Regions from separate parts of the Homo sapiens genome. Here regions 1 and 3 are each linked to region 2. A link is an interaction called in ENCODE POLR2A ChIA-PET data of the cell type or tissue named here. Cell type or tissue: A673. All regions are shown on one strand. Links, peaks and the distances in the headings refer to the core of each region. The heading gives the core; the rest is flanking DNA. Region 1 overlaps LOC124904928 (a long non-coding RNA gene). Region 2 has its middle 10 kb from the start of KCNG1. Region 3 has its middle 130 kb from the start of MIR3194.

What was found. ChIA-PET counts read pairs that join two places held together with the same protein. Peaks named below come from ENCODE experiments on the same cell type or tissue, not always from the same donor. Only the 100,000 strongest peaks of a DNase experiment are listed, where the experiment ranks them.
Region 1: POLR2A ChIA-PET joins it to region 2 with 6 read pairs; 1 of 35 experiments calls an interaction of 5 or more read pairs at or near these places.
Region 3: POLR2A ChIA-PET joins it to region 2 with 5 read pairs; 5 of 35 experiments call an interaction of 5 or more read pairs at or near these places.

What each region holds. Positions count from the first base shown.
Region 1 is chr20:50,376,592-50,387,359 of GRCh38, forward strand. It overlaps LOC124904928 (a long non-coding RNA gene), which reads right to left. Exons shown (of 2, transcript XR_007067641.1): 2 at 9,035-9,936. Among named protein-coding and RNA genes, the nearest start is that of LINC01271, 61 kb to the left of the region's middle. RefSeq lists a silencer at 2,477-2,905. In A673, for the core only: a CTCF peak has its summit at 4,324 (motif pointing left); DNase peaks (open chromatin) are centred at 4,300 and 4,717; H3K27ac peaks cover 2,500 bases.
Region 2 is chr20:51,027,983-51,038,750 of GRCh38, forward strand. No RefSeq gene overlaps it. Among named protein-coding and RNA genes, the nearest start is that of KCNG1, 10 kb to the left of the region's middle. RefSeq lists an enhancer at 6,665-7,649. In A673, for the core only: no CTCF peak of the experiment used is centred there; a DNase peak (open chromatin) is centred at 5,909; H3K27ac peaks cover 2,486 bases.
Region 3 is chr20:51,322,555-51,333,322 of GRCh38, forward strand. No RefSeq gene overlaps it. Among named protein-coding and RNA genes, the nearest start is that of MIR3194, 130 kb to the right of the region's middle. RefSeq lists an enhancer at 5,524-6,402. In A673, for the core only: a CTCF peak has its summit at 3,914 (motif pointing left); no DNase peak of the experiment used is centred there.

The sequences.
Region 1 (10,768 bases), core at 3,238-5,737, 650 kb before region 2:
GCGGCCTGGCGCCAGAGTGCCGGGCATCAGGTCCTGCTCCTGGGCCATCGCCGTCACCTCTCTGTGCCTCAGTTTCTGCATTTGTAAAGCAAGGATGATACCAGCACCCAGCCCACAGGCTGTGTGAGGGCTGATTGAGTCACTCATGGAGACAGAGCAGTGCGTGGTGCCTGGTGCATGCGGCTGTTATACTGAGGGTTGGGAAGGGGAGGAGCGCACCACCTCGGGGGTAACTCAGAGAGCCCAGTCCTTCTTGAATTGCTGCCTGGCCCAGGCCATGGTGTCCCAGCAGGTGAAGGGGTGGGCAGTCCAGCTGCCAGCCCTGTCAGATGCAGCCGCAGGGGCTGTGGCTCACCAAGGCCCGGGGCCTGTCCTGGGCTCCTCACTTGGCTCTCGTGGCTGGGACAGATTGCTTCCTTCCTCTCTCCTGGGTGCCAGGTAGGCCCAGAAACCACCTGATGTCAGCAAGGCCTGGCCACCCACTGGTGGGGAGGAAGTGGGCGGGTGCCCAGGGACAGATGAGCCGGGCAGACGTGCCCTGAGGCAGCACAGTCAGGGCTGACGTGGGCATTATGCACCTCGGGGCTTTCAGAGCTGGCTCCGGTCCCGTTTGCCCACATCAAGCAGGTCAGAGTGGAGAGGGCCAGGGGCGCTGGGGTCAAGGCATGCACTGACCAGGCGTCTGTCCCCACTCCTCAAAACACAGCCAGGAGATGAGCGCACTGGGGTGGTGGCCTGTGGAAGAGGGGCAGGGTCTGTGTCCAGATGTGGCCGGAGGGTGGGGTCGACTGTGTGCGGTACGTGTGTATGGAGGTGACTGTGTGTCTGGCATGTGAATGTAAGATTTTAGGAAGGTGAGTGAGCTTGTGCACAGGTGTGTGTGTGTGCACGTGTGTGGCTAAGCATGTGTGAGTGAGTAGGCATCTGTGTGCCGTGTGTGGGAGCCGGGCAGGGGGCAGCGTGTATGGCTGAGTGTGCCAGCACATTGCTGAGCATGTACTCGTGTGCGTCTGGGTGTGTGAATGACAAAATAAGTGTATATGGTTAATTACATGAGTGTGTGAGTGAGTGTGGGGAGGGGATGTGTGTATCCTTGATTGTGGGAGTCAGAGTGTGTGTATGTGTGTGTGTGTATGTACATGCGCTGTTGTGAAGAGTTCTGCAAGAACCCCTCCCCTTTTTTAAATTTTATTTTTTGAGATGGAGTCTTGCTCTGTTGCCCAGGCTGGAGCACAGTGGTGCGACCTTGGCTCACTGCAACCTCTGCATCCCGGCTTCAAGCAATTCTCCTGCCTCAGCCTCCCGGGAAGCTGGGATTACACACGCGCAACACCACGCCCCGATAATTTTTGTATTTTTTTTTTAGTAGAGACGGGGTTTCACCATGTTGGCCAGGCTGGTCTTGAACTCCTGAACTCAGGTGATCCACCCGCCTGGGCCTCCCAAAGTGCTGGGATTACAGGTGTGAGCCACCGTGCCCAGCCAAGAAACCCCTTTTGCATACAGAGCTTTGCTCCTTTGCACGAAAATGCTTATGAACAGGTGGGGTCAGCTGGTGGATGTGTTTAAAATTTTGACAGAAATGGCCAAGGAGCTCTTTAGAAAGGGCAGAGGGGAGCGGTGATATCCAAGTTGATCCCTGACCAGTCAGAACAGGTGTCAGCTGCAAATACCCAAGCCAGCTGAGCCAGCCCTGGTCACTCCAACTTCTGCTCCCACCAGCAGCATCCAAGAAGGCTTGACCTTGAGTCATTCTCAGGCCATCCCCAAAGCAAACAGTGAATGGTGAGCTTTATAATAACAAAGTCAACATATTATAATCTCATGGGCCGTCAGTTACAATGGCAAACATTCATTCATTCATTCATTCACCAATATTCACTGAGCACCTACTATGCCCCAGGCACAGTTTCTGGTGCTGGGGATGCAGCCAAGAACAAGACGGACAAAAATTCCTTTGCTGGTGGCGCTGGTGGGAACAAGCAGACGACAAAATAAGTGAACAGCCTGTGGAGAGGGTTAATTGGTGGTAAGTGCTGTAGATAAAAATAAAGCAGGAACAGTAGATCCAGAACGCCAGGTGGGTTTGCAGTTTTAAAAAGACTGGTCAGTTGGGGCTCCAAGGGAAGCAGGCGTTTGGGTGAAGACCTGAAGGAGGTGAGGGCCAAGCCACATGGATCTCTAGCGGAAAAGCAAAGCAACCCCCAGGCAGAGGCCACGGCAAGCGCAAAGGGCCGGCGACAGCACACACTTGGCCAGTTCAAGGAACAGAGAAGGGGCCAGTGTGGATTTAGTAGCTTTTTAAAAACTAATGATAAAAGCAAATGGTGCTTGTGGAACCACCACACAGAAAAACGAATACAAGAGAAATTGAAAGTCCACAGTCGCTGAAGGGTGGGGGCAGGGGAGATGGACTAAGGATCCGGGTGTCTGGGGTACAGTTCACTTGATAATCAAAGCAATTTTCCGTTTTGACAAGGCAACGCCAAAATAGCGCAGCTGCATCCAAACCTCCCAGCCGCAGCGAAACACCCGGCGTTTTTACACTCGTACCCCAGCCCGACCCTGAGCCAGGCACGTAGTAGGCGCTCGGTCTGCTTCTACATCCTCCCAGCTCCCTGGGTCCTGAGGGGGCGAGGAAAGATGAGTGCAAACCCCCCAAGGTACAGACTGACTTATCCCCAGATCCCCACAGGCCGCCAGCCAGGCCCCCAGCGGCCCCGGAATGACAGCGTCGTCTCTTCCTCCTCCTGCTTTTATGAGCTGTGAAGGAGGCTTGTCTCGCGTTGCACAATTGCCCCTTAATTGCTATTTCCTCTCAGTTATGAATTATGTCATGGATATGGCCGCTCACGTTATTAAACTTCCACACAGGCCTTATCGTCTGGAGTCCGGCCAGCAACCCAGCCTGACCTACTTTCCCACCGGATTTCAAAACCGCCTCCCTTGTCCTCTCGTTGGACTTTTCCTAAGGAGAGTCTACTGTGCCCAAAAACTTGACGCTAAAAATAAAAACTAGAACGGAGAAGGGGGGCCACAGCTGGCCCCACCGAAGGCCTGAGGCTCGGAGAAGTCCCTGGTGACTGGGGCCAAACCCCTCCCTTCCTAGAAGCTTCCTCAGAAAACCTGTCCTTGCGATGCAGGGTTCCCAGCAGGACAGGCAGGGACACCAGCCATAGTCCCAGGTCCCCTGCGTGATCAGATCCCACTCTCGCCTTTCTCGGTCATGGCCGGGATGACTGACTTTGGAGGCAGGCAAACCTGGGTTCAAACCTTAGCTCTGACACTGACTAGCCCATTCATTCATTCATTCATTCACTCCAGGTATTGACTGTCTCCTGAGTGCTGGCCCTGTGCTGGGCAGTGGGGAAATATCTGAGAACGAGGCAGACACAGTCGCTGCCCTCATAGAACTTTTAATCTAGTAGGCAGAGATGGGCACAAAACACAAATTCTGAAATTAGGGCAATGAAGAAAATAAGACAGTGCGGTAGGTTTGAGAACAGCAGGGCTGCCCGTTTGAGACAGTCAGGGAGAACTCTCTGTGCGGAGGGGTCATTTAAGCAAAGACCCCAGTCATGAGAAGAGCCGGATCCAGGAAGCCAGCCCTAATGAGGGAGGGGCTCAGGAGGTGCCTCGCATGCAGGATAGAAGGAGGCGCTTGCTCTCAGTCTCAGCCACGCGCAGGTTGGCATTTGAGAGTGAGAGCCTCCTGAAAGCTTCACCCTGGGGATCTCACTTGCCCCAACCTAGTCCTGGGCCTGCTGGGAAGGAAAGGCATCTAAGCAAAGGGCGCAGCGAATGCAAAGGCCCTGCAGTGGGATGAGCCTGGCGCTCTGGTGCAGAGAGAGCCAGGGAAGAGTGCAGTGCAGGGATGGGGACGTGGGTGAAGCTGGAGAGGTGGGGGTGCAGACCACAGAGGGCCTCGAAGGCCATGCTGAGGATTTGGTAAGGGAGAAGCTCTATTGTGAGGGCAGAGCTGGCAATCCTCGTGGGTGAGGTGATATTTGCCGGGGAGGTAGGGAAGACTCAGGGTGCATTTCTAGGCCGGATGACTTCTTGATTGATGTAGGAGAGATTAGCAAGTGCTTCATTTCTCAGTCTTTAATATTCTTCATCTGGGAAGTGGGAATAATAACATCAACCTCCCCAGAGAAGGTACCATACTTAGCACAGTGATTTACCTGGGTCACCCAGGAAGTTCGTGGCTCAGCCAGGACTGGAACCCAGGCCCTGCTCTCCAGGATGATCGCAACAGGCAGGGGCTGGATCTTGGCATGAGATTCTCCAGCGATGCCACCTCCCGGCCAAACAGGCCTCAGCAGCAGGGGCTGGATTTTTTTCTTTCTGAATTGTGCTTATGCGTGGGGCTGTTTATCTAACTTGGCTGAAGTTTGAGTCCTGGGTCTGTAAACATACCCTTTTAATTATTATACAAATGGTACATGTTCGTGGAATAAAAATTTGAAAATGAAAATAAGCAAGAAGAAAAAGAACGAGAGAGAAAGAGGGAGGAAGGAGGGAAGGAAGGAAGGAAGGAAGGAGGGAGGGAGGGAGGGAGGGGAGGGAGGGAGGAAGGAAGGAAGGAAGGATCTAAATCAACACATGTACACCTAGATGCATTATATAAGGACCTTCATTGCAGCATCCTTTGACATAACAAAAGCCTCCAAACAATGTGAATATCCAAGATTAGGGGCCTTCGTAGCTGCATGAATTAAAGAGTATTTCAATCCTGTGCTGAGACTGAAGTGAATAAAGCAGATATCGCTGTACTGATTTGAAACAACAGCCAAGATGTAATATTAGCCTAGAAAAATGAGATGAAAAACAGTGATTATAGAATGCTACAAAGTGTGTGTGGGTGTGTGTCTGTGTGTGTGTGTGTGTGTGTGTCTGTGTGTGCGTGTGTGTGTTTGTGTGTGTGTCTCTGTGTGTGTGTGTCTGTGTGTCTGTGTGTGTGTGTCTCTGTGTGTCTGTGTGTGTGTGTCTGTGTGTGTCTTAAGGAGAGAGTGAGGAATGTGTTTACCTATTTGCTGGTAGATGCTCAGGTTTCCTGACTTTCGCGTGGTAAAAATGGCAAGTCAGAGATGGGAGGAAGGATGATATTTTGCCTGTCCGTTTGCACTGTTGAAAGGAAAACTTGTGGCTTCTGTTTTTGTTTTTGTTTTGCCATGTGCGTGCCTGTCTTCTGTGCAACATTTTAGCAATATTTGAAAAATCAGAGACTTTTCGAAAGGCCCTGAGATAATCTAGGCTGGCGTTTCCTGAAAGTTCCCCCAAATCCCAGGATTCCAGCAAGGTGCCTGTAGGCCATGGGGCTTGGGGTGGAGCTGCAGGCAGCCTGACCCTCCTTACTCAGAGATGTTTCTCTTTCATCTTTTTTTTATAGGTTGGACAAGTAAAGGTTCAGTTGTAAAAGGGTTTTGCCTGCTTTGAAACGAAATTTTTGAAAAACTTTGATCTTGAATAATCTCTTCATTCTACCGATGAGGAGACAGGAACCCAGAAAGGAGAAAAAAAGGATCGTCTCAGCATCAGGCTGACCTGGGTTTCAGTCTAGCTTTGGCTGCGTGCCTTGGATAGTAAATTTTCCTCCTTGAACCTTGGCTTCTTCCTCCAGGGAGAAAAACCTACCTGAAGGTGATTAGTACACAGATATCAAAAGTGGAAGTAGACCCTGAGTCCTTAGCTAAGGACTAGAACGATCGTGGCAGAAACGTGCACAGGAAATCATGTGGCCTCTGTCTCACCAGCGGGTGTTCCAGGAATGGCAAAAGTGTTCCCTTTTCCCCATTTCACTCAAGTCTAGAATCAGGCATATCTCAGTTTGTTAGAAGTCAGCTCACTACAAAACCCAGGTATTCCCTGGGACACATGCAACTGCAAGGGGCAGGGAAACTCAACTCAAATGACTTTATCATTAAGGAAGTGTGTCTTCCTGTACATTCAGAAAACCCAGAGATGGCATGGCGGCTCTGACAGGCATGCATTCAGCTTCGAGGAACACAGACCCTGACCCCTGGCAGCATTTATTTATATTGTCCCCTGCTACAAGAAATCCAGAGGCATCCAGAGCTGATGGGGTGACTCAGGGGTGCTACCAGGGGTTCAGGTTCTTTCCCAGTTTTGTTGTTGTTGTTGTTATTGTTTTGAGACAGAGTCTCACTCTATCGCCCAGGCTGGAGGGCAATGGTGTGATCTTGGCTCACTGCAACCTCTGCCTCCTGTGCTCAAGCAATTCTCCTGCCTCAGCCTCCCGAGTAGTTGAGAGTACAGGCGCCCGCCACCACGCCTGGCTAAGTTTTGTATTTTTGGTAGAGACGTGGTTTTGCCATGTTGGCGAGGCTGGTCTTGAACTCCTGACCTCAAGTGATCTGCCCGTCTCAGCCTCCCAAAGTGCTGGGATTACAGGCATGAGCCGCCGCACCTGGTCACTTTCCCAGTTTTTGCTTAGCCATCTCGAACATGTGGCTTCTGTCCTCATGGTTGGCCATAATTGCAGCATGACCATTCCACCCTCAGCTCATGTCCACATTACAGGCTGGAAGAGGGGACAAGGGCAGAGCAGTGTGTCCACCATGTTTGTCTCTTTTCAGAAAGCTCTTCTGGGGGCCCCACTGGGAAAATTTGGCTTTCATATCATTGGTCATGCTGGATCACGTGGCCATTCCTGGCTGCAAGGCAGTCTAGGGGAGTGAGTGCGTTTTGCTGGCTCATTGCCATCCCAATAAAGTCAGGGTTCTGTCAACAAGGAAGAAAAGGAGCGAGGGCATTGGGCAGGCACTGAGCAGTGTCTGCCCCAGTAGTTCAAGAATTGTTGATACAATGGCTGAAAGACATCTTCCAAAACCTGTGTTCTCTTTCTGTTTGCATTCTACCATCCTCAGTGTGTGGGCTTCCATCCTGAGACTTGTTTTATCCCCTCAGTTTCAGGAGGGGGTCCCTTCCTTGAAGGCATGTGCTGATGCCCCCTCAAAAAAAAGTGTTCTCCCACCTAGGGAGGAGAGTTGAAAAGAGCTGTGGTTGGGCAGTTGACAATGTCTGCTCCACCTCTATTCACCGGAACTTCTTCTGTTCCATCCTCTTTTCAGTTCAGCTCACTGCGATTTCATTTCCATCTCACAGCGTGGATCAGTCACCTATGCCTACAAGAATGCTGCCTGAGAAACCACCCCCAACCTGTTATTCTCTTGAATAGGGAGTTGGCTGCAGGTTGGTGGACCTTGGCTGGACCCATTAATATATTTCCTGTTCAGCTGGAGTTCTGCTGTCTTGGCTGGGCTGGCTCTGCTCTGCCTCACGGGTCCCTCGCCCTTTTCCTGGGACCAATGGGCCATTCTGGGCATGGCTGCTGATAGTGGGGGCACAGGCACAACAGCCACGTGGAAACATGCAAGAGATCTCTTTTTTTCTTTTTTTGAGATGCAGTCTCACTCTGTCACCCAGGCTGGAGTGCAGTGGCGTGATCTCAACTCACTGCAACCTTCGCCTCCTGGGTTCAAGCAATTCTCCTGCCTCAGCCTCCCGAGTAGCTGGGATTACAGGTGTGTGCCATCATGCTCAGCTAATTATTTTGTCTCTCTTTCTTTCTTTTTCTTTCCCTTTCTTTCTTTCTTTCTTTCTTTCTTTCTTTCTTTCTTTCTTTCTTTCTTTCTTTCTTTCCTTTCCTTCCTTCCTTCCTTCTTTTTTTTTTTTTTTGAGATGGAGTCTTGCTCTGTCACCCAGGCTGGAGTGCAATGGCGCGGATCTCTGCTCACTGCAGCCTCTGCCTCCTGGGTTCAAGCGATTCTCCTGCCTCAGCCTCCTGAGTAGCTGGGATTACAGGTGTGCATCACCACACCCAGCTAATTTTTTGTATTTTTAGTAGAGATGGGGTTTCTCCACGTTGGCCAGGCTGGTCTCGAACTCCTGACCTCGTTATCTGCCTGCCTCAGCCTCCCAAAGTGCTGGGATTACAGATGTGAGCCACTGCGCCCCGCCCAATTGTTTTATATTTTTAGTAGAGCTGGGGTTTCACTATGTTGGCCAGGCTGGTATCAAACTCCTGACTTGTGACCCGCTGCCTCAGCCTCCCAAAGTGCTGGGATTACAGGCATGAGCCACCACGCCCAGCCACATTCAAGAGATCTTAAAGCTTGGTCTCAAAATGACACACTGTCACTTTCATCTCATGCTATTGGCAAAAGCAAGTCCCATGGCCGAACTGAAGTCAAGGCTGGGCAAATACACTCCATCCCTTTTGTGGGAGGAACCACAGTCACATGGGCGACTGTCTTCCTTATCATCACTGTTTGCTGATGTTCCTCCGATCTCTCTGACTTTGTTTTGGTCTCATATATGGGTTCCTCTTCTCTCTCCCTTCAAACACTGTGGGGCCCTAAGCGTTCCATGCCAGCTCTTCTCTTCTGTCTCTATGTGTGGTCTCTGGGCCATCCCAACCATTCTCTAGTTTTCAGTCACCACGTTGGCACTAAAGACCCCCAAATCCATTAGTGGGCTCTCTCCTGAGTCCAGTTGCCAACTGGGCAGGCCACCTGAACATCTCACAGAACTCCCAGATCTTTCTCCTGCTTTGACCTCAGCACCCTCAGCCTCAGCCCCACCTCAAACTCCCTCCTCCTTTATTCCCATGGCACACAACCCCCTCCATGCAGCTGCCCAATCTGGGAACCTGGATGTCAGCAAGCCCACCTGTCTCCATGGTCCGTTCATGCTACAGCTGATGCTGATCATGACCACTGGCTGAGTACTTCCTGTGCGCCAAGGACAGGGCTAAGCCTCATCCCAATATTTTCTGATTTAATTCCTGAAACACCCGCCCCCCTCCCCCCACCCTCCGAGGAGGGGGGCACTGATATCAAGTTGTCTGTATTCCATATGGCACATGCCCTCATGGGACAGGTGGCTTCTTTCAGAAGCTGCAGTGATCTCTCCCAAACCAATTGGTTCTGTCAATCCCCAGTGAAAAATCCTTAAGAATCCTCATTGTCCCAGAGACCTGGGCTAAACCCCTTGGTCTGAAGCGGTCAGGTCCAAGATTCTTTCATTTATTCACACACAAAAGGAAATGATTGCGCTCACTCCATAAGCCAGTCAGCCTCTGGGCGCTGGAGAAACATGAGAGGCCCTGGGAACTTAGGCCCAACGGCAAGAGAGAAAATAATAAATATCTAACATGTCAGGTAGTGACGAACAGATATGAAGACAAATAAGGCAAGGCGAGGGGAGACTTATTTGAGAAGGGTCACTATTTCAGGAGGGAATTCAGGGTCAGCCTCTCTGCTAAGAAGGGATTGCAATGAAGTAAGGGGGTGGCAAGTGCAAAGGCACTGGGGTAGAAAGGGGCTTGGTGGCCGCCTGTGCAATGAGTGTGAGAGGTGGAAGAGGCTACAATATGGGCGTGGCTTCCTCCCTGAGTGAAGTAGGGAGCCATGGGAGGGTTTTGAGCAGAGGAGGGCCCTGCCCTGACTTTGATTTTTACAGAATCCCTCTGGCTACTTGTGGATAACAGTCTTCATGGGGGCCAGGAAGCGGAGAAGTCTGCTGCAGGAAGCGAGGTTTTGCAGGCCTCATGACACTTAGATCACAGAGAGGATTCAGGGGTTTGAGTGACATTCTCAAAAGACACAGGAAAACCAAACAGGATTTTCGGGTTAACCAGAAGCTGCCAGAAGATGGACGGTGCCCAGCATGCCCTGCCCCCAGGCACCCTGGTCCATGGGCCTTTTGTGCAGCATCCTCGGCGGGTGTGGACGCTGTGGTGCTGGTGTTGCTGGTGGGTTTTCCCCTGTGCCTGCCTCTTGGCTGTTGAGGACAGTGCTGGGGAGGATGTGAGCACTTAGCACCCCAGCGTGGTCCGGGCGATGGTGGCCCAGCTCCCGCCAAAGACGCTGACTTCTTTGAACCCGAGAACAAACATTGACGTTCTTAGTTCTGCAAAAAAAAAAAAAAAAAAGCCCTGCGTCCATGCACGCTGTATCCCCCCATCACCAAACTCACTTATCTCGCTGCACAATCCTTCAAAGCACAACACAATGTATTTATGTCTGTGGTTTAGGTTCCCAAAACCTGTGACATCAGATAAGTACGATGTTCACAAAAACAAACATCGCAGAAAGGGAAAAAAACGACCAAAAAGAAGCAGCTGGTTTCAGCCTCGACTTCCTCTCCCAAGAAAAAGGGGCTCTATCTGGCTGAGGTTTCACTGTATTCAGGCTGGGGGGTCAGAGGAATGCCGTCCTGCCCTCTGTCCAACTGCTCGCATCTCAGCCTTTGATGTGTGACTCTCTGAGGCTGAAAAATCTCACCTGCAAAATGGAAATGCCAATCTCCACCTCTTGGGACTCATAAAAATAATAATAAAATGATAATAAAAATATACCAATAATTGCTCATCTTTGGATCAATTGTGTTCCATAGGTCATTTCCTTAGCAAATCCTCACATCGGCCTGTGTTTTGCCTTCACGTGGGGTGGCTACTGAGAACATCTCCAGTTGACACATGGGGAAACTGAGGCTTCAAGTAGGAAAAATAGGCAGTTATAAAACACTGCATGGCTACTTTTGGTTTTTAGAAAATGCAAACATGTAATATATAAATTAAATAAATAAATAACAAAATATAAAAATATAATTAGGCAAAAAAGTTTGGCCGGTTAAATGCCCAAAAGCCACAGTGCTTTCCTGAGTATCAGAGTGACCATTGAGACAGGAGTCCCACCGCTGTCTCCTTCTCGTCATTCCCGTCTCGGCAAAATGTCACCTC
Region 2 (10,768 bases), core at 4,581-7,080:
CCCTGCCACCTCACCTGGCTAATTTTTCTATTTTTAGTAGAGATGAGATTTGACCATGTTGGCCAGGCTGGTCTTGAACTCCTGACCTCAGGTGATCTGCCCTCCTCAGCCTCCCAAAGTGCTGGGATTACAGGTGTGAGCCACCACATCCGGCTCCCTCTTACATTTTGTACCCTGCCTGCCTCATCCCAGCTCCTGCCCTGCTCCTAGTCCAGGGTTCTTTGGCAAGAGCCCTGGGCTGAGAGTCAGGGGACCTGGGTTCTGGTCCAGCTTGTGTCACTAGACTAGCTGTGTGGTTGGACACAATCTCCCTGCATCCTGAGCCTCAGCTGTACCATCTATTCAGGGAAAAGGTTATATCTAACTCTATTCCAGAATGATCTAAGACATCTGCTAGAACTCTGACCGGTGGTGCATTGTGTCTATCTCCTGGGGGCTTTGGAGCCATTTGAGCCTTGCTGACCCTGGCCATTATGGGGTGTCACTCACTGTTTATTTCTTGGCTCTACACTCGAGGTGTTCCTCTGTGCAAACACAAAATCTTTGCAGCAGCTGTATGCAATGAGCCTCAGTGCCTTCATGCCTTTTTCCTGTCCTGGAGGAAATTTCTGTTTTGGAAATGTGGTTCTGTACCTTATTCTTTGATGTCCCGCTTTTTTGTTTTTTGGTTTCATTCCCCAGATCATTGGATAAACATTGTTTAAGGACCTTCTATATGCCAAGCACTGAGCAAGCACTTGGGATGCAAAAGACACGTTTTCAGCCCTGGAGGAGCTCACCTTCCACTGCAGGAGACTGCCCATGAGCAGATCCGGGGACCGGGAGAAGCCTGCAGCAGTGGAGGACTTCCAGGGAGGATGAGGACACTTCGAGGGAACTGTGCACTGTCTTTTCTCCTGGGAGGAAGCCTGCATCCTCTGTGCTGTCTCCAGATGCCATCAGCCCCGAGCAGTGTATAGCACCTTCCTAATAGAATCCTCCTCAAGAGAGTGCTGCAGTGTTACATTTTGGATCCACACTCGAAGGGACGAAGCTTGAAGTTAAAGCTTCCAGTTGTCTCTAACCCCATCTCCCTCCATCCCTCCTCTGGGTTGTGGTTTGTCCCTCAGTTTTTCCGCCTCCTGATAACTTTCACAGCCCATTTCCAAGTCCACCTCCTGCGTTCAGCTTTCCTCCACTGCTCCAGCCCTCAGGGGACTCTTCCCCCTACCCTCATCCTAAGCCTTTATCAACTAATAGGTACTCTCCCTGGCACTTAATTAAGATCTGTCTAGAGTTCCTTGGTGCTTCAGCCCAGCCACGAGATTCTGGTTCTTGCAGGGAGAGGGCACTGCCTGATAGTTGGTAATAGCTGGAGGGCTCATTCCCCTCTACTCAGAGGGTGCAAACTCATGTATCTTCCCAGGACTTCCATGTTTTAAAAATAATGAAGTATGTGCCAATATTTGAAAATTAGGAGATTTTCGCATACGAATCCAGATTTCTGGCTTCCCTTGAAAACTTAGAAGATGTGCCAATTCTGAACCTGCTTTCCTGCCTGGCAAAAATTGGCTAGAGCTGGTAGCAACATTTTCCTTTAGCTGGGGCCTGGGTTCTCCAGTTTGTCACACTCCTCACCACTCCTTAAAGTCTAGAACCCTTTACCTGTCTACCTGTCTGGTCCCTGTAGGCATCTGAGATTTTAAGTCCTGGTTCAACTTTTCTCTTTCTTAAGAAGAGAGACAGCTCATCAGAGCACTGCACACTGGCAGATGCTTAGGTAGCTCAAAGGGAGGGTGGGCGTGGAAAAGGGGATGTGTGAGCACCCAAGACTGTTGAGTGGTTGGGGGTTGGAGAGAGTCAGGCAGGAGGGTGCTTACTATGAATCCAGTCCATAGATACTTAGTATCAATGAACTCAGATGGGTGTTTGAACCTGGCTGATGTGATGTGGGTTATGTGTACAGGTAGAGCTATATTTCATGTGAATACAAAACAACACAGTTATAAAAACCAAAATGAATCTGACTTCTTGAGAGAATGTGCCATGTGCCAGATACTATTCTAAAGTTTTTATATTTCATTCTCATAACAACCCCACATAGTGGGTAACATGATTTTCCCTGTTTCTGGGATGGGGTAAATGAGACACGGGTGAATAACTTGCTCAGGATTACACAGCCAGAACATGAGAAGCTGTGATGGCAACACACACAGAAAGACCCTGAAGCTGGATTTTACAGCAGGATCCGAGGTGCTGGTAGATGCTGGATTTCGTTATTGTTGTCATCTTTCCTCCCCCAGATTAGAGAGCTATTGCTGTGTTGTCCCATCTCTTGGGATTGTAATTTGTCTCCCTCCTGCTAGGAGTCTGTCAGGCTTGAGGCTTTCTTCCTTAGCAGGGGGTTGAAGCTAGCCAGCCCCTCAGGTGTATTACTGTAGGCTGTTTGATCTGGACACATGCAGAAGTATATGGCTTTCGCAAGAGGAGGGAAGGGTGGGGGTGGGGAAGAGAAGAAAGCAGTGGTCCTGCCAGCCAGGTCCAGGTCCCCTCAGACAGACCCTGGATCCCAGAAGCACAGGGCCCACCAGCCAGGTCCCCCAGGATGAGCTCATTCCCCATGTCCCCGGATCTGAGGTCAGCGTCCCATTGCACCATTCTAGCGTCCGTCTTGCTGCAGTGGAAGATTTTTCGTCCCCTTCCCGTTACTTTGCATTGCTTCTGGGCTGCGTTCCCTCTTATTTCATTTTCATCTGAAATCCTGAGCTCACCCTCCCTAGCAGCTGACGGGACCATTTATTTCCGAGGCTGCAGCCAGTCGCAGGGCTGTCGACAGCTGAGTGGAATGCTCTGGGATTTTGCCACCCTGTTTCGTTCCTGCAGACGGGAAGGAAGACAGGAGAACATCTTCATTTTGTAGCAGCAAAGGCTGTCAGAGCCTTGGAGCCTCAGCTGTCATCCCCTTTGGCCTGAGATGCAATTTGTTTTGTCCAGAACACTGCCTGGGTGGACTTGGTCCCTCGGTCATTTGTCCTTTTGGTCTCAAAACCTTGAGAGAGCGTGGTCTGTGCTTTGCAATTGTCCTGTCAAATGCCCCTGGATCTTCATAGCTGGAACAGCTCCTAGAGGTCGTTTTGTCAGAGGTTCTCTGTGTTCAGAGAGGGTGAAGAACTTGTGGGGGTTGCATAGCAAGTGACTGGAAGAGGCAGGACTGACAGGTTCCTGGGTCCTAGGCCCATCCCTTTTGCGTTATATTAGGTTGCCTCTTTAGAATCTCAGAAGGCCAAGCCTCAGGGAAACCTCCCTATGCCCCAACTTCCTGGAATGCTCTTCCTCTAGCCCTTTTCAGGGTTCCTCCTTTCCCTCCTTTGGGGATCAGCTCAAGTGTTGCTTCCTCAGAGAACACGTGGAAAAGTGCACTCATTTCCCTTGGATAAATTCTTAGGAGTGAACTCATTGGGTGAAAATCACATGTCCGCTGGGCACAGTGGCTCACACTTGCAATCCCCACAGTCACTCATGCCTGTAATCCCAACAGTGGCTCACGCCTGTAATCCCAACAGTGGTTCACGCCTGTAATCCCAACAGTGGTTCAAGGCTGCAATCCCAACAGTCACTCACCCCTGTAATCCCAACAGTGGCTCACGCCTGTAATCCCAACAGTCACTCACACCTGTAATCCCAACAGTGGTTCACACCTGCAATCCCAACAGTCACTCACGCCTGTAATCCCAACAGTGGTTCATGCCTGCAATCCCCACAGTCACTCACGCCTGTAATCCCAACAGTGGCTCACGCCTGTAATCCCAACAGTCACTCACACCTGTAATCCCAACAGTGGTTCACGCCTGCAATCCCAACAGTGGCTCACTCCTGTAGTCCCAACAGTGGTTCACACCTGCAATCCCCACAGTCGCTCATGCCTGTAATCCCAACAGTGGTTCATGCCTGCGATCCCAACAGTCACTCATGCCTGTAATCCCAACAGTGGCTCACGCCTGTAATCCCAACAGTCACTCACACCTGTAATCCCAACAGTGGTTCACACCTGCAATCCCCACAGTCACTCATGCCTGTAATCCCAACAGTGGCTCACACCTGCAATCCCAACAGTGGCTCACTCCTGTAATCCCAACAGTGGTTCACGCCTGCAATCCCAACAGTCGCTCACACCTGTAATCCCAACAGTGGTTCACGCCTGCAATCCCAACAGTCATTCACACCTGTAATTCCAACGGTGGCTCATGCCTGTAATCCCAACAGTGGCTCATGCCTGCAATCCCAACAGTGGTTCATGCCTGCAGTCCCAACAGTCACTCACACCTATAACCCCAACAGTGGCTCCCACCTGTAATCCCAACAGTGATTCACGCCTGCAATCCCAACAGTCACTCACACCTGTAATCCCAACAGTGGCTCATGCCTGTAATCCCAACAGTGGCTCACTCCTGTAATCCCAACAGTAGTTCATGCCTGCAATCCCAACAGTCACACTCACACCTGTAATCCCAACACTGGCTCATGCTTGTAATCCCAACAGTGGCTCAAGCCTGTAATATCAACAGTGGTTCATGCCTGCAATCCCAACAGTCACTCACACCTATAATCCCAACAGTGGCTCACGCCTGTAATCCCAACAGTGGCTCACGCCTGTAATCCCAACAGTGGTTCACGCTTGCAATCCCAATAGTCACTCACGCCTGTATTCCCAACAGTGGCTCATGCCTGTAATCCCAATAGTGGTTCACGCCTGCAATCCCAACACTCACTCATGCCTGTAATCCCCAAGGCAGGAGGATTGTTTGAGCTCAGGAGTTTGAGACCAGCCTGGGCAATATAGTGAGACCTGGTTTCTATTAAAAAATAAAAAAAAATTAGCCAGGCATAGTAGTGCACACCTGTAGTCCCAGTTACTCAGGAGGCTGAGGCAGGAAGATGACTTGAGCCTGGGAGTTTGAGGCTGCAGTGAGCCATAATTGTGCCACTGCACTCCAGCCTGGGTGACAGAGTGAGACCCTGTCTCCAAAAAAAAGAAAAAAAGAAAATTTATATGTCTTCAATCACAGTGTTATGCTACCTGCTTGTACTGGGGTCTTCTGTCTGTAAATTATGTGAGGACAAAGCCCATTATTATTTGTAGCACTGTGTTTCACTGCTGTCCTGTTCTCAGCAAGGATGAATGTGAATTGAATGAATGGATGAGTGTACGAACGAGTCTCTTTTGGATTGATAGCTGTTGGGAGATAATTTTCCATGGGAGTCTTGTGTTTCTGCATGTCTTGCAAGCAAACATCCTGACTGCCTTTGTTCCAGATTACATTTTAGAGAATGTTCACATAGTAAACTGCCTTGAAAGATAGAGATGGTGTCTTTCTTCAGAGCAAAGAGCAGGTATGTTTACTATCTGTTATAAAAGATTTGGGTTTCTTAATATGATTCAGCCTTAAAAAGAAAGGAAATTTTGGCACACACTACCACATGGATGAAAATTGAGGTCATTATGGTAAGTGACATGAGCCAGACACAAAAAGACAAATACTATATGATTCCACTTACATGAGTACCTAGAGTTTTCAAATTCATAGACGCAGAAAGTATAATAGTAGTTGCCAGGGGTTCAGGGAGGGGAAAATGGGGAGTTGTTCAGTAGATACAGAGTTTCTGTTATGCAAGATGAAAATATTCTGGAGATCTGCTACACAACAAGGTGAATACTTAAGACTACTGAACTGTCCACTTAGAAATGGTTGAGGTGGTAATTTTATGTTGTGTGTGTGTGTGTGTGTGTGTGTGTGTGTGTGTGTGTGTTTGCCACAGACACAAATGCTGTTTTGGGTTTCCTGAGCTTATGGTTCCTCTCCTATAATGCAGCTCTCCACATGGCTTTGCACTGCCCTGTGGGAATTGGGACTTGAGGAAGTGATGCAAGTAGCAGTAATCTGGCTACTGCTGTTGCTGTGAGTCATCAACTGTCCTTTGTCTTTGACCCAGGAGTCTTGCATCTTCTGCCAGCATCCACAAAACTTGCTAACTTGCAAGTAGTGTAAATCTCAGACTCTTCGCAGTAGACAATCGTGATTTCTGTACATTTTCCTTGGAGCACTTTTGACAACTGTAGGTAAACACTTGTCTTTAAGTAACTTTAAATGCTTGTCTGCTTCATGAAACCCTAAGCTTTTTTTTTTTTTTTTTTGAGACAGAGTCTCACTCTGTCGCCCAGGCTGGAGTGCAGTGGAGCGATCTCAGCTCACTGCAACCTCCACCTCCCTGGTTCAAGCAATTCTCCCTGCCTCAGCCTCCTGAATAGCTGGGATTACGGGCACCCACTGCCATGCCCAGCTAATTTTTGTATTTTTAGTAGAGATGGGATTTCACCATGTTGGCCAGGATTGTCTTGAACTGCTGGCCTCAGGTGATCTACCTGCCTCGGCCTCCTAAAGTGCTGGGATTACAGGCATGAGCCACCACGCCTGGCCAACCCTGAGCTTTCTTGTTTGCAGTTTTATTCCCAGTGCCTGGCACACAGAAAATGCTCAATAAATCTTTGTAGAATGAATGACTGGGTAGATGGATGGATGGATGAATGACTGCTTGTTGTCTTGATCCCACCATTGCTTCCTCAAGAAGAGAACTTCTGGAACAGATGGTCTGGCTTGCCGTCACAGCTATTTGGAAGCAAGCTCCCGAGGAGTCATCTCTCTTTTGTGCCAGGCTGGCTCTAGTCTTCCTCACCACCCCCTCCCCCATGCTTCTCCTACACAAATGCTGCTGAGAGCACTTCAAGGGGGAGGAAAGTCCCACTTCTCTCCATCTGCCAGCTGTTTGCTTGTGATGATCAAGGGTCACTCTGGTCATCTTACAGAAGAGGACATGGAGGCTTATAGAGGTCAAGGCTTCACAAAACAGGCCTGGGTTTGGCCACTCGCTGTCTGGTCTCAGATGGGTCCAGGTTCTGGGGCTTCTGCCCCATACACTACCAGCAGCCCTCTGCACACCAGGAGATGGAACTTAGAAGGATCTCAGGCTGTTGACAAGAGGGTTGGCCCACAGTGGTTTGGTTCAGTGAGCACTCACTCCAGTCCTGGTTTTAGGTGGGCACTGTCCCACTGGGTGATCCTTGAAGACCTCTGAGCAGCTGCCTATAGAAGGCCCCTGTCTGGCTCTGAAGAGCTCAGGGGGATACTTAATTGGCAGTGGGTGGTCTGCAGGGCTTGGCTTAAGCCCTAAGCTTTTTTGTTTTTTTGGTTTGAGACAGAGTCTCACTCTGTCGCCCAGGCTAGAGTGTAGTGGAGCGATCTCGGCTCACTGCAACCTCTGCCTCTGGCTTCTGGGGCTCTCTGGATGCTGACTCAGATCCCATTCACTTTGTCCCTTCAAGTCCGGTCCCCTCCTAGCTGAGTCTCCCCCAGCGCCCTGGGAATGGGGGTCTCTGGCAATTTCTATGTTCTCTTTTCATATCCTCATTATGGTGTAAACTTTATGCCTTGCTCCCCTTGGGGCTGTCCCTGTTTGTTTTCAAGAGCTGCCTTTTGAAGCGAGAAAAAGATAAAAAAAGAACCTAATCAATTTCTCCTTTCATTTCTGCTGAAACGATTTTAATTCTTTTTTACACAGTGTAGATCCCTCTGACTTACCAGGAAAGAGTGACACGGGAAGGCTAGGGAGAGAAGACAACGAAAGCATAAAGCCTCACATTTCAAGACAGCTCATTGTGGCATTTAGAAATGGGGATGTGGGGAGCAGAATTTGGACTCCCAGGCTAATGCTTTTCTGAGCATGTCAAGTTATATCCCTAGTCCGCCCAGTGAATATTTATTCAGCACCTATTGTGTGCCAAATGCTTTCTTGACTCATGAACCCTGACTGCTTAAAAGATATGCTTTACTCTTATTGGTAATGCTGGTAGCTCTTCTTGCGTTTCCTTTCATGTGGATTGTAATAAATAATCTTTTGGAGAAAAATATAGTTATCAGCAATAGTAGTCATTTGTACACTCGTTGATCTACTCATGTATTCATCTTTAAACAAACATTAACTGAACACCTACTATGTGCCACGCTTTCTAGTTGGGGCTTGGGATCTTGGGGCTATGACTTTGACCATGACAAGTAAAGTCTCTGCTTTCATATGCCATAAGTATTTGTGTGTGAGAGAGGCAATAAACAAGAGAACAAGTGTGCATGTAATGACAGACAATGATAAATAAAGGAAAAGTGAAGTAGGTGAGGGTTAGAGAGTGACAGGGGCAGCTATTTCATGCTCATGTGGGAAAATGATGTCCCTGGCTAAGGACACTCAACTCACTCAATGGTTACTTCTTGAAGGCACAGAGTTGAGTTACGGATCTTTTCTCTATGCAGCATGCCCCTCATGTTCTTTTTCCTCTAGTCAGGGATTTGCTGTGCTGAGCCATCCTCGTCCTCACCCTGTTCCTTTGGCTCCTGCCCCACTTGCATTCCTGGGAGTCTAGTCCATCCCTGGGGCCTTCCATCCACCCGTGCCCTGGGCTACCCTTTGCTGCTGTTCCAACACACCAGGCTCCCTCTCAGATCAGGGCTTTGCATGTGCCATTTCCTCTATCTGGAAAGTTATTCCCCAAGATACCTGCATGGCTCTGTCATTCACTTATTTATGGGTTTTTGCTCAAATGTTTCCTTCGTGGTGAGTCTTTCCTGGTCCCCCTATTTAAAATTGCGACAAACCCACCACTGCGTGTAGACATCTGCATTTTCCATCCCCATTTTCTTTATCTCCTTGGCTTTTTATTATCACTTGCTCTACTGCATGTTTTAATTAGTGGCCACTACCTTTAGGTCAGATGGGATGAGAAGATCTTCAAGGGCAGGTATCTAGGGGAGAACACTGTGACACAGAGCTGTCTTGAGAGGACTAATGACCTTCAGGTGAAGGCCCCATGCAGCCTGATGCAACCCCATTCTCCTTCCTCTCTCTGATCTTGCTGAGCCTCCACATTGGCCAAGCCCAGTGAAGAGATGAGTCATGTACAAGTCAGCGTCCAAGGGCACAGAGAAGAATGGAGAAAGGGCTGTGGAGGGGAGGGTCTCCAAACAGTATTCTTTGGACCCCTAGGGATTTATTAAAGAGTTTTGCACAGTCTTGCAAGGATGCACTGGGCTGGACTTTGATCACTCCACCAACATTTCCACAAGGTACAAGGCCTGACTTTGAATTTCAGCTCCGCTGCTTACCAGCTGTATGACTTTGGACAAGTCACCGTGCCCTCTGAGCCCAGATACTCATCTGTTCCGTGAAGCTAAAAATCCCTGCTCTGCATCCCTCTCCAGATGGTTGTGAAGAGTCGATGAGGTTCAGGATGTAGAAGTGCTGCGTAAACAGCTGAGTCTTGGACAAAATTGGTTTTTTTAATCAGCTGCCAGCTCCCATTTCCATTGTTGATTTAGAAATTCCAAGTCTAGATGCAAAATAGGTTACTGGTCGCCATGAGGACCTGGGAATGAAAGCTGTTTTCAGCCCAACCCATCCACTTAAATTGGTCCTTGATGGAAAAATCCATAAACTCCTTTAAGATCCCAGGTGTGGGTAGCAGTTCTGTTACCCATCCATATGTAAGACACCCAGTGTCTGCTGGGGGGCTGTAGACAAGATCTTGATTCCAGCTTATTAAATGCTTCAAGTGGCGATTGGTTCTCCTTCCTCCTCCCTTCCTTACTCCAGCCAAAGGGAGCACCTCTCCTGGGGCGAGGGAGGACAGATGGGTGGGTGGTGGGCAGGGCCGAATGCTTCCTGAGAAGCTGTAGGAAGAGTGTGGGGGAAACTGCAGGCCCTCTTTTCTTTGTTGGGAGCTCATAAGCCGTTCTATAGCAGGTACGCGATACCCCGCAGCCGGAGCCCCGTGGTCCCAGCTCCAAGGAGAGCAGAGAACACTGCCTGTGGTTGCCAAGGCATGTAGCTGCAGCGGGCATGTCTCTTTAGCAATCTGGGCCACTAGCCCAGTGTGAAGTTGGCAGGTGGGCACAACGCTGGCTAATTGCTGTGATTTGGCACTCATATGCGGAGTACAGCGCATTGTACCAAGCTCAGGGGTTAGAGGCAGTTCTCAGCCAGCCGCCTTTGCCTGCTGTCACTCTCTGGCTTTGATACCAAGTCAAGAATCCTGTTTGTTATTGGGGGTGGGGAAAGAGGCCCTCTTTTTCTCCACTGGGCAGTGTTGAATCCATCCTCATTTCTGGCCTGGGGGGTCCCGCGGTCAGCAGCCAGCACTCCAGCCTGGGCAAAGGAGGCCTGAGTCTTCGTCTCAGCTCCCACAATCCCCTGTTCCATATCTTTGGACAAGTTCTTTCCTTGTCTCTACCTTGGCATATGCATTAGTAAAATGAGTCTTGTGCTGCCATACTTGAGGCTTCTTTCAATTCAAATACCTTATGTTTTTAGGACAGGGTTTTCTCAACCTTGGTACTTTGAACATTTGAGGGAGAATAATTCTCTTGAGGGGCTGTCCTGTGCATTGCAGGGGGCTTAGTAGCATCCCTGGCCTCTACCTATTAGATGTCTATGGCACTCACCTCACAAGTAGTGACAAACAAAAATGACTCCAATAAAAAATAAGACTGGGTGCGGTGGCTCACGCCTGTAATCCCAGCACACTGGGAGGCTAAGGTGAGAGGACTGCTTGAAGCCAGGAGTTCGAGACCAGCCTAGGCAACATAGAGAGGCCTTATATCTATAAAAAATAAAAAAAAATTAGCCGGGAGTGGTGGCGTGCACCTGTAGTCCCAGCTACTCGGGAGGCTGAGGTGGGAGGATCACT
Region 3 (10,768 bases), core at 3,412-5,911, 290 kb after region 2:
CACCATCCAACCCCTACACGTTTGCTCCTGCTGTGTCCTCTGCCGGGAATGCTCTTCTCAAGTCTCTGCCCATCTGTCACCTCCTCAGGGAAGCCCTCCAGGATCACTCTGTCCAAAATATTAATACTATCCCCATTATTTTATTCTATCCTTCCTACCCTGTTTCTCCCCCCATAGCATTTGTAACTACCTGGCCTGATGCTGTATGTTTGGTTATTTACCTATTACTTGTCTCCCACACTAAAACATCAGTTCTGTGAGGCTAGGGACTTTTGTCTGCCTCATTCAGTATTGTATCCTCATGCCTAGAACAGGGCCTGGCACTGCAGATGCTCAGTTAAGAGAGGGCAAATGTGTGGATGAGTGTTGAACACACAACACACAATTACGGGAGAAATCAACGTCGTCATTCACTCTGGGCCGGATGGTGGGATCCAGATTAGAGCAGAAGGCTGGGTGCAGACAAAGGCCTGCTCACTTTGGGTTGGAGAATTCATTCAGGGAAGACTTCTTGAAGAGCCTGAATCAATTGTGTTGCCTTCCAAGGGAGGTAACATTTTGTGAAACTTGTCCAAAGCAGGGGAGAAGTGTGAAGAGGGAGAGCCCTAGAATCTAGCTGCCTGGGTTGACGGCCCGCCTTGCTCCTTCCTTACTGGCTGTGTGAGCCTGGGGAAGTCACACATCCTCTCTGAGTCTGTTTTAACATCTGAAAATTAGCTAATAATGGTAACCACTTACAGAAGACTGGGGGTGGATCTAATTAGATAATACCGCGAAAACATTGAGCCCGTGACTGGCACACACTATGCCTGCAATACATTTTAGCTTTTAAAAACTTTTGTTGTGTGAGGTACCCACGCATAGGTAACTTGGTGTACACCTGGGGCAAGTCACTTCACCTCTCTGGCCCCGGGTTGCTTCATGTGTAAAATGAGGAACTCAAATTCAGTTCTTCCCAGCTTTCACATTCTATCACTGCCTGGGTCCTTACGTTGTGGGTTGGAAGTCAGCTGGAGTTTTTCTTTAATCTAGTCTTTCTCCCTTATACCTTCTCGATTTAGCTCCTGGGAAACCTTGTTAGCTTTCGTTGAAAACAAGAAAGACAAATCCAGTTGGGTGTTAGGAAGGCAAGGCTCAGAGTCAATGTGTGTGTGGTGTGACTTTAGGATAGAGGAATAGGGACCCCATGGACTTGGGCCTTGTGTCTGGCGGAAGGAGAGGTTGGAAGGTGGATGCCGGTTGGCAGCGCAGCAGAGAACTCAGGCATGACGTGCCCAGGTGCGAGCTGCCTTGGGCAGGTCTAAAGCCTTGGGAGCAGCAATCTCTTAGCAGCCCTGCAGATACCCCTTTCTCTGCTGAAATGCTCAGTTTTTCTTGGTCTCAAGTGACAGAAACCAACCTCAGACTGACTCCAGCGATTCAGGGGCCATCCTGACTCATGAACCTAAACAGACCTTGATGAACCTTTGTGCCTGGCTGAATCTTGGGGCTTAAAGAACGTGTTCAGGGATCGCGCTTTCTCTTTCTGCTTTTCTTTTCATCACCAGTAGTTTCAGGCTTGCATCCTACAGCTCAGTGAGGCCCTGGAAAAAGAGCATCCCTTTTCTCAAACCTCCTAGGGTTGATTTGGCCCAGCTTGGCTTGGGTGCGGGCAGGGAACCCTTGGCGCAGGCAGAGCTGTGGAGCGTGGTGATGCGTCAGGCCCGTGTTACAGGCTCTGACCTGGAGCTTCAGAGCGCTTGTGCAGGTGAGTGTGTGCAAGTGCACACGTGACTATAAGAGGGTGTGTGAGTGTGTGTGTGTGAGTGTGCACACACAGAAAAACAATGGGACAATCCTTCCCACCATCACTATTTGAGCTGAGAACTGGGGAGCAATGGTCCTCTAGGAGAGCCGAGGGGCCATTCAACATAGAGGGGAGATGGGGAATCCTAGGTGGGTGAATAGTGATATGGGGCCCCTGTTAAAAGCATAGACTCTGGGGCCATTGCCTGGGTCAGATTGTCCCTTCACTAGCTTATGACCTGGGTCAGGGTTCTTACTCTCTAATTGCCTCCATTTCCCCATCTGGAAATTGGGGATATTAGTGCTTCCATCAAAACAAGAGTCTGTGAGGATTAAGTGAGCTATGATATGAGAAGGAGCTTCCAGCTGACTCCTAGATGCCCTTTCTGAGCAGCAGAGGTAGTCGTGGAAATGCCAGCTCCTCTTGGTCAATTACATTGATAAATGTCATTCCCCAGATTTCCCTTTCAGAGCAGCTCGGTAGGTTGTGAATCCAGGCCAGGCAGAATAGAAGATGGGGCTCACTGATTTGCAGAGAGTGGTCCAGGAAGTGGGAGTAGGTGGAGTAGGTGGGGAGAGGTGGACAGGCACCCTCCATAGCCTCAGAGAGCTGGATGCATGCTCCACCCCTCACATCAAAAGCCGGCCAGTCTCTGGACCTGGGAGGAAGGGTCAGCTATTTGTTACTCTCCTTGACCTTTGTCAGGTAATCCCAAATGTTCACCTGTTTAGGTTAGACATTTTATCTTTCTGAGAAGTACTTCTATTTATCTACTACTCTCTGCTGCAAAATGTAGGCATTTTAAAGGTCAATACATTTGTAAAGCCTGACAGTTTCCCGTGTGTTTAGTGCTGAAATGGTCTGTGGACAGGTATATTAGTTACTGTGGCATAACAAATCATCCACAAACCTCATAGCTTAGAATAACAAACAGTTAAAACTATCTCACAGTATCTGTGGGGCAGGAATCCAGGCACAGCTTAGCTGGGTCCTCTCCTTCAGTGTCTCTTCCAAGGCTGCGATCAAGGTCTTAACCAGGGCTAGGATCTCATCTGAAGGCTCAACTGGTGTCGGCTCCATTTCCAAGTTCACACATGTGGTTGTTGGGAGGATTCTGTCATGTGTGGGCTCTTCGATTCAGGGCCTCAGCTCCTCACTGGCTGTTGGATGGAGAACTCCGTCAGTTCATTGCCACACCGGCTCCCCGCTCGCCACAGGGCAGATTTCAGCATGAGCTGACTATTGACCATGTGAGCCTTCCAACCTGGCAGGCTGCTTCCTCACAGCTGGCGAGGGAGAGGGTCTGCTAGCAAGATGGAAGCCCAACTATTCTGTAATCTAATCACAGATGTGGCATTCCCCCAATATTGAGGTATGCTGTTGGTTTGATGGAAATTACCCAAGGAGAAGGGATTACCTGAGGGCATGAATATAAGAAAGTGAAGATCACAGAGACCATCTCAGAAGCTGCCTGAACCACCAGGGAAGAAGCTATGAGGTGTGAACAAAGACCCAGCGACATTGGATCCAGGTTATCTTCTTTAGGTATCTGCACCTGTCCACGCCTCTCCTTGCAATAAATCTTCTTTGTTTAGGAATGAAATGGTCTTTCTTAGTTAATGCGAACAGGGGACATTTCTTGAGGGTGGTTGTAAAAGAACTCCTGTAACCTGACCAAAGCACGTCTCTCACCAGAAAGACCTAGCTGCTGGGGATGGGGTTGGGGGAGCTGCATCCGTTTGCATGTGGAGCCAGGTTCTCTAGGGAAGGAAGGAACTGAGATATCCATCATTGCTCCCCATGACCTGAAGTTGGGAAAAGCCATCAGAGTGGACTCTGGGGCTCTCACCTAACATCTACTGGAGAAAGACAGGAAACCCACGTGGCTGGGGACGGATCCAGAACAAGAAATCATCAAGAGGGTGGGAGCACCTGGCCAAAGCTTGAGCGCCTTAATGAGGTTCACAGGGGACTGCTTCTAACAGGGCTACTGGCTGAGCTGGAATCTTGTCAGGCCCCAGCAGTCCCAGCGTTGTGTTGGGGAGCAGTGGATCTTGAGCTCAGAGGACAGCCTGTGCTTAACAGTGACCCCTGGTGGCCATGAGACCTGATGGCTTTAGTGTAGGTTTCTGTTGTTTGGAAATAGGACTGATCCTCTTTGGACCATGTAAATCCCAGGATTCTTGGATAATGGGAGTGGTGAGAAAGTGAGGTGCTCAAGAGGAAGTATTAGACTTCCTGCTGCTGAAGGTGTAAGGGGCTCAATTTATTCAAGAAAATGTGAAAGCAATAGGGAGGATGCTTCAGTGGTCCCAAAGGTTATGGAATAAACCAGAAGTCCATAAACTTTTACTAAAGGGCTGCATAATAAATATGTGAGGCTTTGTGGGCCATACATCCCTGTCTCAGCTAATGAACTTGGCTGTTGTAGCATGAAAGCAGTATAGACAATAAGTAAGAGAGTGACCATGGTTGTGTTCCAATACAGCTTTATTTACCAAAACAGCCAGTTGTGGGTCATAGTTTTCTGACCTCCTGGGGTAAACAGTTGAGGCTAGTCTTTCCACCTTTGTAAAAGAGAAGATTTTGTGAATGTTTCTGGTTCTGTGAAATGTTCTTTCTTCCTTTGGATAAATGGAAGTTCACAGACCTCCATTTGTTCATTGCTGTTTCTTTATTTTATTTTATTTTATTATTTTATTTTGAGACAAGATCTCACTCTGTCACCCAGGCTGGTGTGCAGAGGCTTGATCATGGCTCACTGCAACCTTGACCTCCCAGGCTCCAGCGATCCTCCCACCTCAGCCTCCCAAATAGGTGAGACTACAGGCGCACACCACCATGCCTGGCTGATTTTTAAAAGTTTTGTAGAGATAGGGTCTTGCTGTGTTGCCCAGGCTGGTCATGAACTCCCAGGCTCAAGTGATCCTCCCACCTCGGCACTCCCAAAGTGCTGAGATTAGGGGCCTGAGCCACCGTGCCTGACCGCATTTCTTCCTTTGTATAAATGGAGAGGTATTTATGAATTATTGTATTCTCCTTTAGGCCAATGGAAACTCAGTCATGGATTTGCTTCATTGTTTTTTCTTCTTTTGTGAGTTACACTCAGTCATTCTAATGCATATATGTATACACACACGTACAAGCTTAGGAATGTACTATTTGTGGTTGTAAAAATGAAGCTGCTCATCTTCTGCTCTGAGAGTCTGGAAAAGTTTATAAATATCAAATAGTATCTGCTGGCATTGTCCAGCAAGACACATCACTTCCTATCGTGTGGGCGCGTCCCTCCAGTCTAGCCGTGTGCCTACGACACAGAGCTCTAGTTGGCATCAGGATTTTCCACTAGACAGTCCGCGTTCCCCAGCGGCCAGCTCGGAGGCGTTCCCGCCCTCAAAGCCACAGCCAAGTCCAGGGCCTCAGGGACAGGTCTGGGGAAAATCTATCAAGTGATTTGGGAGAACCAAGGCGTCTGGGTCGAAGGCAGGGGGATTCCCTCCCACCCTGGCCTCTCTGCTCCTTTCCAGACAGACCTGCCAGGCATTGCCAAGGTGCTTTTTAAAATCTTCAAACAGAGTTTTAACCATGATGTGTGGCAGACATAGGTATCCCTCACATACTCATAGGTATTTGCTTTAAATATTTGAAAACAATGGAGGAATGAAGACAGGCTTGAGTTATTATATATTAAAGTACACGAAATGAGATTCAGGCTTAAATTGTTGTATCAGGGTTTGACCACAGCAGAATCAACTGGAGGGATTTATCGTAGAGATTTACCTTATGCAACTTGGGGAGCTGGTTCACCAGTCTACATGGGGCTGCTTCTTTGAATTTGACGCTGGATCCTCAAGTCAGCAGGGCAGCCACCAAGAAGGAAGGATGGATGGGAAGTGGGAGGGAGTGACGACAAACTGGAGCCACCAGGACAAGCTGGAACCCGGGATGACAGACTGGAAACCCCCCGTCCATCTCTTGCCACCTCCAAGCAGCCATCTGTGATTACTCACTCAGGTGATCTGCAGGAAAAGGTGGCATTCTTCATCCCGGAACTAAACAGGCCTCTGCCAGGATTCAGAGACACTAAGGAGGATCCACAGGGACTGGAAGCTGCAGGCTTAGCTGCTGCCCACACCAACCAGGCGAGCCCACAGAAGGGTGTCCACGTGGGTGCACTGCAGCCGCGTGCTCCATGCCCACCTTCCAAGCATGGCAGCAGTCTACCTGCCACTTCGCTTCCCCCTCCCGGGTCTCACTCAAAATGTCTTTTGGTCTATGCTAACCAGAAACAATGCAGGGAAGGGAATTCTGAGAATTCCAACTTAGCTGAGTTGACATGATCCAAATCCACCACAATTATTACATTAAAAGGCAAATGGCAGTAAGTGAATTGACTAGGGCTTTTATTAGAAATATTACTCCCACTGTCAGTTTAAATGTAGATATTTAAAACGTCCCTAAGCAAAAAGTTACCACATAGTAGGAAAGGCTCCGAGGTCACAAAACCTAGATCCAAATTACTAGCTGGGTGGCCTAGGACAAGTTGCTTAACCTCTCTGAGATTGCATAGCTTCACTTGTAAAAAGAGGATTAAGAGCACCTACTGCATACAGCTGATACATATAAGATTTAGCACAGTGGCCGCACACAGTAGGTGCTCAATAAACGAAACAGCAATTCATCAAGGCACATAACAACAGCACAACACATTGTGTGGCACTATTTTCAGAATGTATCAATCCATTTGAGTCTTTCACTAACTTGTGAACTCCATGAAGTCAAGAGTTATGAGTAAATGAGTGATGTGAATTAATGAATTTACTATATTCCTGGGTACTAGGCAGAGTGGGTGTGATCACGCCTGCTTAAGTATAACAAACTAAACTTTATTGATTTAAGTGCCAAGCCAGGGTTAGGTGCCTGATCTTCTCATGCCCACACCAACCAGGTGAGCCCGCAGAAGGGTGTCCACGTGGGTGCACTGCAGCCGCGTGCTCTGTGCCCACCTTCAAATCCATTGTCCTTTCCAACACAAACTGCCACATCTCTCCCGCATACCAGAACATTCTGGGACTACTATGAAGAAGTGGCTTTGTGTACAGAAGCTGCTCCCTCTTCTTTCATTTCCCCTGATGTTGTAGCAAATGCTTGGAGTTCTTCATAGAACCACTGTTGAAGAGGTTGTGCTCTGTCTGTCTTCAGAGAGACCTGCATGTGCTGCTTTCACTGGTTAAGTTTCACCTTGTCTGGTTCATTCATTCAACAAACTAGATTAAGAATCTATTAGGTACTCAGCATTGTTCTAGAAGCTGAGGATATAGCAGTGAACAAAACAGACATAGCCCTATTCCCATGAAACTTATATTCTGGTTGGCTGTGGGAGTGAGCTTCCAAGAGAGCCCCAGGGATCCCTGCCTCCTGGTACTCACAACCATACTGAATAGGGATGACTTGTGTCACCCAATATGGATAGCTGGATGGCTGGATGGGTGGGTCGGTGGGTGGATGGATATATAGACAGATGAATAGATAGATGATAGACAGATGATAAGTAGATAGATAAATGATAGGTAGATGATGGATGGATAGATAGATAGATAAATAAATGACAGATGGGTAGACAGATGATAGACAGATGGTAGATAGATAATAGACAGATGATAAATAGATGATAGACAGATGATAGGTAGATAGATGATAGGTAGATAATAGGTAGATGGTGGATAGATGTATAGACAGATGGATAAATGGATGGATCGATGGATGGATTGATTAGATAGATGATAAATAGATAGATAGACAGATAGTAGATAATAGACAGATAATAAATAAATGACAGATGATAGGTCAGTTGGTAGATAGATGATAGGTAGATAGTAGATAGATGGTGGATAGATGTATAGACGGATGGATAGATAGATTGATTGATTAGATAGATGATAGATAGATGATGGCATGGCAGTGACTTCTGCAGCAAGATCATATACACAACGTGCTTTCCACCTTGCTCTCTCTCGAGGACATGTATTGAATGCCAGGTACTATACCAATATGTTACATTGTTTTGTCACATTTAATCTTCATGACAGTCTTATGGGGTGCCTTTCTTATTCCCATTTTCCAAGTGGTAAAACTGAGTCACTCACTCTGGGGGAGGCCTGCTGCCATGCTGTGAAGCCTCAAGCAATCTTATGGCAAAGTTCACGTAGTGAGGAACTGAGGCCTCGCACCAGCAGCCCTATGAGGCAGTCGTCTTGCAACCAGCCCCTCCAGGCCCAGTTGAGCCCTCAGATGACTCAATCCCAGCTGATTCCCAAACTCCTGACTCCCAGAAACTGTAAGGTAATCAATATTTGTTGTTCTAAGTTACTATGTTTTTAGAGCAACTCATTATGCAGCAAAAGAAAACTAATACCTGGGGAGTGATGGGCCAAAAATGAGCAAAATATACAGCCTGCCAGGTGGTGGATAAGAGCTCTGGAGGAAAACCAAACAGGGAAGGGGACTGGTGAGGGAGGGGATTGCAACTTTAAGTAAGGTGGTCAGGGAAGATCTCACTGAGAAGGTGACAGGCAATTAAAGACTGGAAGGAGATGAGTGAACCATGTGGAAGGGTCTTCCAGGCAGAGGGATGAGCAGATCAGAGGCTGGGAGGCAGGAGCTTGAGTGTGTCAAGGGATCAGCAAAGAGGCTGGTGTGGTCAGGACAGGTGAAGGACACAGATGGCAAAAGATGAGGCCAGAGAGGTAAGGGGCTGGACCCTGAGATACAGAAACCCTGTGATGAGATGCTGGTCACAGTAGCTCATGGTCCCGGACACATCTTGGTGCCAGGCACGGCCCCTCCCAGCACTGCCATCTTCAGTCCTCACCAAACAGGGTAGACACTGTGGCCCTCCTCACTTGCCGGATGAGGAAACTGAGGCTCACAGAGCTTATATTTCTTACCTAAGTCCACATGATCAGGATGTGGCAGAGCCAGGCTTCAAACCCGGGTCTGAAGTCCACCAGCTGGAATTCGGTGGTGCGCAGACTCTGTCTATTTCCCCCAGGTATCGTTATAGTCCGGGGTGCTCGCTGTCTGAATCAGGATCTGTGGAATCCATGTAGGAGGTTGGTGCACCTCTTTCAGGCCCTGGATGGGGCACAGACCACAAATGGCCCACCAGGGTGGAATTCAGGGGGTGTCCGAGATTCTGAGGAGTCACGAAGGAGCCTGGGGTTGCCCAGCCCCAGGGGAAAGCAGGGCCAGCAAGGCCTACTTGGCAGCCGAGCTCACCAGCTTGGTTCCCAGCTTCCCACAGATATGCATGAATGCATGAATCACCCGCGCGCAGCCTGCCCAGGACGCGCCGTTCTGCGGGGACCACAGCTCCCACTGCGAGCAGGGCCAGCCAGGCAGAGCCTTGGAAAAATGCTGCGGCGGGGTACACCCTGGCACTCGGCTGTGCTCTGTGCCGCCCCAAATCCGCCCGTGGCCTCCTGCCAACCGAGTGGGATTCGGTACATTGGTTTAAAAGAAAAAGTCAATAGAGCACTTTTGAGACGTCCGAGGCCCAGATGTTAGATGTTACTGCTTTTTCTCTACAGGTTATGAAAGCAATACTAGGTGATTCTTATTGAATATGTTCTGAGTGTCAGGTGCTGGACCAATACAGTCACATGTAATCTTCCTGATAATCTTATAGGGGTGCCATTATTATTTCCATTTTCCAAGTGGAAAAACTGAGGCTTTGTGAGAATAATTTGGTTATTTTATTTTATTTTATTTTATTTTATTTTATTTTATTTTATTTTATAAGTTCCAAGATACATGTGCGGGATGTACATACAGGTTTGTTACATAGGTAAACATGTGCCATGGTGGTTTGCTGCACCCATCAACCCATCACCTAGATACTAAGCCCAGCATGTATTAGCTCTTTTCCCTAATGCTCTCCCACCCCCACTATCCCCCATCAGGCCCCAGTGAGTGTTGTTCCCCTCCCTGTATCCATATGTTCTCATTGTTCAGCTCCCACTTACAAGTGAGAATATGAGGTATTTGGTTTTCTGTTCCTGTGTTAGTTTGCTGAAGATAATGGCTTCCAGCTCCACACATGTCCCTGCAAAGGACATGATCTCATTCTCTTTTATGGCTGCATAGTATTCCATGGTGTATATGTACCAGATTTTCTTTATCCAGTCTGTCATTGATGTAGCCCCTCTTTTTTTTTTTTTTTTTTGAGATGGAGTTTCACTCTTGTTGCCCAGGCTGGAGTGCAATGGCACAATGTCAGCTCTCCTCAACCTCCGCCTCCCAAGTTCAAGTGATTCTCCTGCCTCAGCCCCCCAAGTAGCTGGGATTACAGGCACCTGCCACCACACCTGGCTAATTTTGTATTTTAGTAGAGACAGGATTTCACCATGTTGGCCAGGCTGGTCTTGAACTCCCGGCTTCAGATGATCCACCCACCTCGGCCTCCCAAGGTGCTGGGATTACAGGTGTGAGCCACCGTGCCTGGCCCCTGCCCCTCCTTTTTAAAGCTGTATTTAGGTTTCTTTTGTATTCAGTGAAAGTTAAACTTATATAGCAATGTTCACTGAGTCTTTCCCGTATGCTGATTGCTGAGCTAAGAACTGTGTTCACGCCATCACATTTAACCCTTACCATTGTAAGGTAGGGGGCTCTGGACCCAGCTACTTGGATTTGAATCCTTGCCTTTCTGTGCCCACTGTCCTTCTTTCTGAAATGGGAACAGCAGCAGTGATGTCCCTCTCATCAGGTGATTTAGAGGATTAAAGGACATTATAGACATAAAGTGCTTAGGATCATACCTGGCACACAGTAAGTGCTCAATAAATGTCAGCTATAATCCCTATTACACAGATGAGGAAACTGGGTGGATGGGAGAAGTAACCTGCCTAAGGTTCCACCACCAGTATGGGGAGGGAACAGGAATTTGAATTCAGGCAGGATTCTGCTGTTAAAATAAAATAAATT